Linked DNA regions of Homo sapiens: region 2 is linked to region 1. A link is a contact called in ENCODE Hi-C data. All regions are on one chromosome and are shown on one strand. Each heading gives the region's core, a stretch centred on a gene start or an enhancer-like site at or near the end of the contact. The rest is flanking DNA. Distances are from core to core; before and after follow the strand shown.

What was found. A loop is a pair of places that touch in the nucleus more often than their neighbours do. Pooled maps may share reads with other maps.
Region 2: a map of naive thymus-derived CD4-positive, alpha-beta T cell shows a loop between it and region 1 (28-fold over the local background). The contact joins the enhancer-like site here to the promoter of DGKQ in region 1. A Hi-C loop is called at or near these places in 1 of 168 maps with a recorded cell type or tissue (naive thymus-derived CD4-positive, alpha-beta T cell), 2 of 37 single-sample maps with no recorded cell type and 8 of 50 pooled maps.

The regions. Positions count from the first base shown.
Region 1 is chr4:971,463-976,088 of GRCh38, forward strand. DGKQ (diacylglycerol kinase theta) reads right to left here and starts at 2,107. Exons shown (of 23, transcript NM_001347.4): 1 at 1,750-2,107. The coding sequence starts at 2,020. RefSeq lists an enhancer at 611-1,251 and silencers at 1,486-1,935, 2,036-2,375.
Region 2 is chr4:1,577,352-1,581,977 of GRCh38, forward strand. It overlaps a transcript of FAM53A not described here. Among named protein-coding and RNA genes, the nearest start is that of FAM53A, 100 kb to the right of the region's middle. RefSeq lists enhancers at 1-656, 657-1,529 and silencers at 1,911-2,190, 2,988-3,047, 3,228-3,437, 3,811-4,037, 3,854-4,013. Within about 2 kb of position 2,005, at least 31 of the 41 ENCODE cell types and tissues checked have a DNase peak (open chromatin) inside an H3K27ac peak, as active enhancers do.

The sequences.
Region 1 (4,626 bases), core at 857-3,356:
CTGTGTCTCACTCCCCCGAAACTACGCATACCCCTAATTGTCCCTGCTACGTGCTGTGCACCGTGCCTGAGACCGAGAGCCACCCAAGGCAGGTGAGGGCTCTGGGAGGCAGGAGCCGCTGGGGAGTGGACAGCCCCAAGCCTCCCAAGGAGCTCTGGCTGTGTGCATAGGACCCAGGGAGCACCTGAGCCGGCGGGGTGCTCAGGAGGGCATAAGAGGAGCAAGCGCCACACCCCAGCAGTAAAACAGACAGGAGGGTGGGGCCGGGGCAGAAGGGAGGGCAGGAACCCTGGGCTGGGGCAAAGGCTGCGGGGGCTGGGAGTGGGCAGGGCACCCAGTGACACAACTGCCAAGACAGCCCCGGGTGAAGGTTGTGCCACGGAGCCCCAGGCAGTCCAGCTGGGACAGGGAGCTCTTCCAGAAGGCCCCGCTGGTGCCGCCCTTCACCTGCTGCAGCCCTAGCCACCCCAGTCTCCAGATGGGACCGGGAGAAGCTTCTCCTGGCAGCTTAAGAGAAAAGCTCTGGAAGCAGGCCAGGGTCCACCGAGAGAAGGGGGGACAGGCAGCACCCAGGTCCCTCCTCTGCCATGGAGACAGGGCCTGCTCACCCCACGCCCCACGCTTGGGTCTCCTGGCGGGGAGGGTGCCCTCCTTCCCATACCGCTGCTGGCCCCTCTTCCACGGGTGCTGCCCAGGAGGGCCCTTTTGCCCCCTCCGAAGGGGGAGGGGACCCGGAGTCTGGCCTCAAGTCGGGAGCTGCCTCAGCCACACATGCACACTCCCCACCTCTGGGGAAGCCCCTGGCATCCCCAGGCAGCAGGCATGGCTGTGCCATGCTCTGACGTGACAAAGAAGCTGGCGGGCCAGGCCACCTTGTGCAGCCCTGGGGGTCAGAACAACCATGCCGTTTCCACCACAGACGACATCCCCGTGTGAGGGGACAGTCTCCTCTGCGGACCCTGACCTGAGTGGACCCCTATCCCCAGAGAAAGGCCTGAGGCTAAGGATAGCCCCTCCCACCTCAGCGTCCCTGGCCAGGACACAGTAAGTGTCAAACGTCCAGAACTCCGGTCCTGTCCCTCGCTCCCTCCAGAGGCTGGGCTGTGGTCCCCCTGTCCCTCGCTCCCTCCAGAGGCTGGGCTGTGGTCCCCCTGTCCCTCGCTCCCTCCAGAGGCTGGGCTGTAGTCCCCGGGGCCCGCCTGCTTGCCGCGGGGGAAGATGAGAGCCAGCCCTGGGAGCACCCGGGCCCAGAACAGGGAAGGGCTGTCCTCACCCCAGCAAGAGCTGGGCAGCTGGGTGGAGCAGGGCTGGGACACGCGCACCGGGACGGCAGGGCCCGGCCTGGCTCTCCAGGAGGCTGGGACTCTGGGCCACAGCATGAGAAGGGCTAGGGCCAGGGGCCCAGGCCAGCCCTGCTTAGCCACACCTGCTGCCCCAGCCACTGGGAGAGGAAGCCGGCCATGGGGACCCCAGCTGAGGTCCCGCTCGCATCAGGCACAGCCCCTGGGTCGCAGCCATCGCGCGGCACTATGGAGATGCTGTCCGCACCTCCCAGGTGAGGAAGCCCGCAGCCTGGAGCGGCCCCACGGCGCACAGGCCCCGGCCGCCCCACGAAGGCACGTCCCGCGAGCAGGGCTGGGACCCCGCCCTCCACTCCCCCGAAAGCGCCGGTGCCACCTCCGCTCAGGCTCCCGCCCACGGGGCAGAGGCAGGGCTGCAGCCGGGTAGGCATCGGGCCCGGGCGCTCACCGTCGCACAGGAAGCCGGCCAGCCCCCAGATGAAGTCGGAGCAGAGGTGGCAGAAGGTGGGCTTGGTGAGCGTCACCTTCCGGAAGCTGTGTCCCGGCGCGGCAGCGGGGCCCGGGGCTCTGACGCCCGCCCGCTCGGGTCCCGGCCCCGGCCCCGGCCCCGGGCGCGCGCGGCCTCCTGAGCCCAGCACGGGGCTGCAGGCCGGGCTGCCGGGGCGCGGGGAGCCGCCGCCCAGCCAGGCGCGGGCCCCGGGCTCGGCCGCCGCCGCCATTCCCGGCCCGAGCGGCCCGAGCCCCTTTAGGTCCGCGCCGGGGGTACAGGAGCCGCCGCTCCACGGCCCGGTACACTGCTTCCGACTGCGCCTGCCCCACTGCGCAGGCGCGGGCCGCGGGGCGGGGCGGGGCGCTGCTGGTGGGCGGATCTGGGGGCTGGCGGGGCGGGGCCTGCTAAGGGTCGCAGCCGTGCCCCGTCGATGAGCGGGGCTGGGGGCGGGCCCTGTGATCGGGCGGGGCGGGGCCTGCTAAGGGGCGGGGCCTGTGCGCGGAGGCCGCTCGCGAACCAGCCGTGGGGAACTGGTCCACGTGGGCTCGGTTTGACCGCAGCCGGGCCAGACTTCTCCGGACGCCGCACGCGCGGCGTTGTACCTGCGGGGTCCCGGCCCGCGGCTGCGCAGACAGGCGCCTCCCACGCGAGACGCGGATGCTGTCCGAGGCCCCCGGCCGCGCAGGACGCCCCCGGCGAGGGGCAGCGCTGCGGGCCTCCCACAGTGGGTCCCGGAAAGCGGGGTTTGCGGTGCTTGGGCGGCTCCGTCCGTGGGGTCTTCGCACGCGCAGACTTGGCCCTGCCCGAGGCCCAGGACCCCCGGCGCCCGACCGCTGTCCTCACTGCAACGGGGGACCCGCCTGCGGCCCGGGGCTGTCCGCTCGCGACCCCCACCCGGGCCTCACGCCGAGCGCCCAGCTCTCCTGCCTCGTGCGCGCCACGGGTCTTGTTCAGGTGGCGCTGGTGTCCTTTGAGAGCCGCGTCCACGCGGGTCACCCCTCCCCGCCGCTGGCAGCAGTCTGGGTCCTTGCCCCCGTGGGCCTAACTGTGGATAGGAGTCTGCGAAGCGGGGGACCCCACCCCGGGCCACCGAGCGGGGACCTGCAGAGGGCAGGGCTCCAGGGCCATCGCAGCAGGCGGTCTCAGGGGGCAGGAAGAGCAGGGAAGGGCCTGTGGGGAGACGCCTGAAAGGGGCTGGGGGCTGTGGACTCTGGAGGGAAGGAGCCGGGAGACCTGTCCTAGGGGCTGTGCTGGTGAGGGCACCCAGACCACAGGGGATTCCAGGAATGGAGGGTGAGCCGGGGACCCAGTCTGAGGAGGGAGGAGCAGGCCCCTGAGATGGTGAGGGGGGAGACGCAGTCCTCAACCAGGGAGGATTCTGTTTGTCCAGAAGCTGCTGGTTGAGCTGCTGGGGTAGGACCCTGGGTGGACCCCAGGGTAAAGGGAATGCAGCCAAAGCTTCAGGGAACCTTCACCCTCCAGGAGCTGCGCTCTGGGACAGACAGCACCCTGAAGAATGAGGGCTGCCTGGGGGCAGCAGGAAGGCGTCCAGGCGGAAAGCCGGAGCAGAGGCCCTGTGGCAGGGTGCTCCGCAGAAATCCTTTCCTGATGCCCACCTATGCTGGGAGGCCCGGAGTCACCACCCCTGCATTCCCTGTCTCCTGTGCCAGACCCCACCCCGAGCCTGCCCTCAGCCAGGCCCCAAGACCCCCTGTGCCTGGGCCCTGGGAGAGCTAGGACCCAGCCTTGTGGCCCATGAGGAGGAGGTGGCTCACTGAGCCCGTGGTGCTCATGGCAGTGAACCACGGTGCAAACTGCAGCTGGCTTCTGAGGAAAAACTGTTTAAGGACATACCTTTCTCCATTTAGGAGACAGTGGAGAGCATCAAAAACATCTTAAAAAGGAAAACCCTCATCTACCATTTCTGCCAGAACTTTCTGCTTTCTGACGCACACGTTAATTAAAATGGCGGGCAAAGCATCCTTCCAGCAAACACTCCACGGACTTCCTAGAACGTCCTCCAAAGCCACCAGCAGCTTCTCGCTGAAGGGGCCTTAAAACTTTGAATCCGCTCTCCCTCTCCCTCTCCCTCTCCCTCTCCCTCCACGGTCTCCTTCCACGGTCTCCCTCTGATGCCGAGCCAAAGCTGGACGGTACTGCCGCCATCTCGGCTCACTGCAACCTCCCTGCCTGATTCTCCTGCCTCAGCCTGCCGAGTGCCTGCCATTGCAGGTGCGCGCCGCCACGCCTGACTGGTTTTCGTGTTTTTTTTGGTGGAGATGGGGTTTTGCTGTGTTGGCCGGGCTGGTCTCCAGCTCCTAACCGCGAGTGATCCGCCAGCCTCGGCCTCCCGAGGTGCCGGGATTGCAGACGGAGTCTCGTTCACTCAGTGCTCAATGGTGCCCAGGCTGGAGTGAAGTGGCGTGATCTCGGCTCGCTACAACCTCCACCTCCCAGCCGCCTGCCTTGGCCTCCCAAAGTGCCGAGATTGCAGCCTCTGCCCAGCCGCCACCCCGTCTGGGAAGTGAGGAGCGTCTCTGCCTGGCCCCCCATCGTCTGGGATATGAGGAGCCCCTGTGCCTGGCTGCCCAGTCTGGAAAGTGAGGAGCGTCTCTGCCCGGCCGCCATCCCATCTAGGAAGCGAGGAGCGCCTCTTCCCCGCCGCCTTCCCATCTAGGAAGTGAGGAGCGTCTCTGCCCGGCCGCCCATCGTCTGAGATGTGGGGAGCACCTCTGCCCCGCCGCCCTGTCTGGGATGTGAGGAGCACCTCTGTTGGCCACAACCCTGTCTGGGAGGTGAGGAGCGTCTCTGCCCGGCCGCCCCGTCTGAGAAGTG
Region 2 (4,626 bases), core at 755-3,254, 610 kb after region 1:
GGCTCAGGGATGGCCATGCGGACCCCGCCAGCAGACGGAGCCTGGACGCCAGCAGCTCCCGTGGCCACAGGGTGCGGGGTGGTAGGGGGGCTACTGCCTGCTGGTCTCACCTCGTGGACTGCTGGCCAGAGTGGCCCCAGCAGCAGCGGTGAGGTACCCAGCACCTCCTCAAAGGCCTTTATGTAAATCAAGTCCTAATTAGGCCATCCGGCGTTTGTGTAGAATATCATTTTTTTAATTACCAGCCCTGGGCAGGTTCCCCGGCTGCCTGTTGTGCGCCAATTACCATAAATCCCCCGGTAACAATTAACAATGTTGGAGCGAGCTGCATGTATTTCCAATGTTATAATTATGCGCGGCGCTCTTGTTAATTGGCCTATCTGACTCTGTACTTTTTATGCCGCTCATCTGCTCATTACCGCGGCCATTTAATTCAATTAGCACCTTAATTAGAGGGACAGCCTTGTCCAATGTCGGGGCCTTGTCAGGGAGCCGCCTGATGAGCAGAGACAAACACAGGCTCTGCCGGGACCAGGCAGCCGCAGGGCTGCGGGTCGGGGGCTGCAGGTGAGGGGCTGCGGGGGTGCAGGTGGGGGGCTGTGGGGGTGCTGCCCGGGGATGCTCTGGGGGTTCTCCCCATGCCCTTGACCTGGCTGCCCTTGCAGGCCGGGGTGAGCAGCCACAGCACGATTCCTGCCTGCGATTCCTGCCTGCCCTGAGCGCCTTCCCCTGCCACGACCTTCAGGCGCCTGGGAAGGTCTGCAGTCCTGGCTGTCAACACCCCCAGGCCCCCCCCAAGCCTGGACACGGCCCCCAGACCGGCACGATGTCCAGGCTAGGTTTTGTTTTGTGCCAGTCTATTGAAATCGCTATTCCCTGCCTATTAATTCTCCTAATTAGAATTAAATGAAGCATGCTAAATTGCTAGATTAACCAATAATTAAGCAGCCACTGCACTAAAACTGAACACCCCGGGTGGCCTGCACCCCGTCTGCGTGCAAGTGCCAGGGGCGGGCGTGCCAGGCAGGAGGGGCCGACCAGCCTTGGGGACAGCGGTGCGTGCGCTAGTGCCCGCACCCGGTGTGTAGAAGGGCGCGAGCGTTGGCGTGAGAGCCGGTGTGGCCTGGAAGCTCTGCAGGAACGTGTGGGGGTAGGAGGTGAGGGGACCCTCAGTTACGGGGAGAGGGCATCACACGGGCCTTGCTGGGGGCAGAAGATTTGTCGTGAGCGCGACAGACCCACTAGACTCTGCAGGTCCCCATGGGAAGCGCCCTGCCCTCCACGCCCACCTACGAGGTCGCGACCCCCCTACCCCGAACCGCCCTCTGCAGACAACGAGGCTCGGAGGAGGCAAGCAGCGAACCAAAGCTCCCACCGTCACCAGGGAAGGGAGGGGAGGGCAGGGCAGGGAAGGGGCGGAGGAGGGGAGAGAAGAGGGGGAGAGGAGAGAAGAGGGGGAGGGGAGAGAAGAGGGGGAGGGGAGAGAAGAGGGGGAGGGGAGAGAAGAGGGGGAGGGGAGAGAAGAGGGGGAGGGGAGAGAAGAGGGGGAGGGGAGAGAAGAGGGGGAGGGGAGAGAAGAGGGGGAGGAGAGGGGTCGCCTCTCGAGGCAGAGCAGGCGGGAAAGGGCGCGGCCCGGCTGCGACACCCCTAGGCCCCCCACCCCCGCAGGCGCAGAGCCGGGGCGCTCCCCCCATTGCACCGCCCGCCCTCCAGGCCGGAATCGAGGTCCCCTTCCCAGCGCTGCTGGACGCCCCTCCCGAGCGCTCCCGAATCCGACCAGCCCGGAGGCGGCTGCGCCTCCAGGGGCTCCCGTCAGGCCCCTGCCCCCCCTGCCCTCCCTGCCCTGGCGCGCCCCCGCCCCTAGCCGCCATCCCCGCCCGAGGGTCCCAGCCAGAGCCCCGGCCCCCGGCCCCGCCCGCGCCTGCTGGGCGCCCCCTGGTGGCCTCGGCTGGGCCCTGCCGCTGCGCCCACGGCCCTCGTGGGAGGCCCCTCCCTACCCCGGCCGCCCTCGGGCCCCCACGGTCTACTACCCCATGGGGACCGGCATGTCAAGCCCCTGCGTGGGCGCCTGCGCCACCCCCCCGCCCTCCGCACTCGCCCCCTTGTCCCAGCCCCGCGTCCTGGGGAGGAGGCTTGGGCCGCAGCCCAGCACCCAGAAGTGCAACGCGCACGGGTGGGGCCAGGCTCGAGTCAGCCGGTGACGCAGCCTCTGTGTGACCAGGGCGGATGGCCCGACCTCTCTGAGCCCCCGTTTCCCCGCCTGTAAAAGGGGGTGGGGCTGCCTCCCAGCGCCGCTGCGAGGCGTGAGTGAGTTACGACTCAGAACGCCCAGGTCCGAGGTGAGCACACGCGACACCCGCGAGCCACGGCCACGCGTGTCCCCAGGGCGCCTCCCGCCACGGGCTGGCCAGGAGTGTCCGCGCTGTGGGGATACGAAGGGGCGCGGCCCCAGCGCTGCGGGGCCCGCAGGGAGGGCGCAGGGGCCGAGCATCCGCCCCGGGGCATCCACCCATCAGGCCTCGCCGTAAACTTCCTCCTAACAGCCGCTCCTGCAGCCGGAAGATATTGACTCGAAGGAGAAACAATGGCAGGAATAAAATAAAAATAAAAAAGTTAATTATCCTTTGTGTTTGTAATTTAATTAAAGATGCAGTAAAGTTTTACTGTTTTTCCAGGTGATGATGTTTAGAGCCCCGAGAAGCTATTTGTGCTGGTGAGATTAAAGTGCATTTTAAAATGTTCCTCCAGTACTTTCACATTTGTTGATAGATTTTTAAATTAAACTTTAAATTGTAATCTAAATTACCTCCAACAATTCATGGTCCCTGTAATGAACTCCCACCGTTCCCGCTGTCATCCGTCGATGATGGAGTGCGAGCCGGGAGCTGCAGCCCCGCGGCCGCCGAACCAACCGCGGAGGCCAGGCAGCCTCGCCCCAGGGACCCCGCCCACGGCGCCCTACACCGGCGGCCAGTCAGGGAGGCCAACGCCGCGAGACGGAAGCAGCCATACCCCGCGGGCCACCAGTGTGGCCAGAAAAGATCTGCAGGGATGTGAGGGCAGCTCAGAGCTGAGATCTAAGGCTGGGGCAGAACCGGACGGCGCAACAAGCTAGGGAGAAAGCATCCCCGGCGCGGGGTGCACGGAGCCCCAGACCCCACCCGCCTCCCGCCCGGACCCCGCCTCCACTCAGGGAGCCGGGCCCCACCTCCCGCCCTAGGCCCCGCCTCCTACCTCGGGCCCCACCTCCCGCCTAGGCCCTGCCTCCTGCCCAGGCCCTGCCCCCAACTCAGGGCCCCGCCTCCCGCCCAGGCCACGCCTCCCACTGAGGACCCTGCCTCCCGCTCAGGGACCCGCCTCCTGCCCGAGCCCTCCCTCCCTCCCAGGTCCTGCCTCCCGTCCAGGTCCCCGCCTCCCACTCAAGGCCCCGCCTCCCACCCAGGCCCCGCCTCCCACTCAAGGCCCCGCCTCCCACCCAGGTCCCCCCCTCTAACCTGGGCCACGGCTCCCACTCAGGGCCCCGCCTCCCACCCAGGCACCGCCTCTCACCCAGGCCCCGCCTCCACTCAGGGCCCCGCCTCCCACCCAGGCCCCCCCTCTAACCTGGGCCACGGCTCCCACTCAGGGCCCCGCCTCCCACCCAGGCACCGCCTCTCACCCAGGCCCCGCCTCCACTCAGGGCCCCGCCTCCCACCCAGGCCCCCCCTCTAACCTGGGCCACGGCTCCCACTCAGGGCCCCGCCTCCCACCCAGGCACCGCCTCTCACCCAGGCCCCGCCTCCACTCAGGGCCCCGCCTCCCACCCAGGCCCCCCCTCTAACCTGGGCCACGGCTCCCACTCAGGGCCCCGCCTCCCACCCAGGCACCGCCTCTCACCCAGGTCCCGCCTCCACTCAGGGCCCCGCTTCCCACTCAGAGCCCCACCTCTGCTCAGGGCCCCGCCTGCGGCCCAGGCCCCGCCCCTCACCCTGGCCTCGCCTCCTGTGGTCTTGCATGCCACAGTTGCTCAGACCAGACTTTCATCATAATGTCCCCTCCCTTACAGAAGTAGAAGTTAAAGACAAAACCAATTTTGAGTTTCCAATTTTCTCCAAATGTTCTAGAAATCGGTCATTTTCTTAAATATTTAACTGTTACCTGAATTTTCTCTTCCTCGTGGTCCTGCATATCTGGAATATTACTGGCAAAACCCAATTAGACTTTTAAGACATGTATGTGTTTCTAAGCAGGCCAAATATCTTTTTTTGTTTTGTTTTGTTTTTAAGACAGAGCTTTGCTCTTGTCGCCCAGGCTGGAGTGCAATGGGGCAGTCTTGGCTCACTGCGACCTCTGCCTCTGGGTTCAAGCAATTCTCCTGCCCAGGCTCCCAAGTAACTGGGATTACAGGCACCCGCCACCATACCCAGCTAATTTTTATATTTTTAGTAGAGACAGGGTTTCTCCATGTTGCCCTGGCTGGTCTCGAACTCCTGACCTCAGGTGATCTGCCCTCCTCATCCTCCCAAAGTGCTGGGATTACAGGCTTGAGCCACCATGCCCAGCATTTTTTTTTTTTGATATAGGGTCTTGCTCTGTCATCTGGGTGTGAGTGCAGTGGTGTGATCACAGCTCACTGCAGCCTCCTCC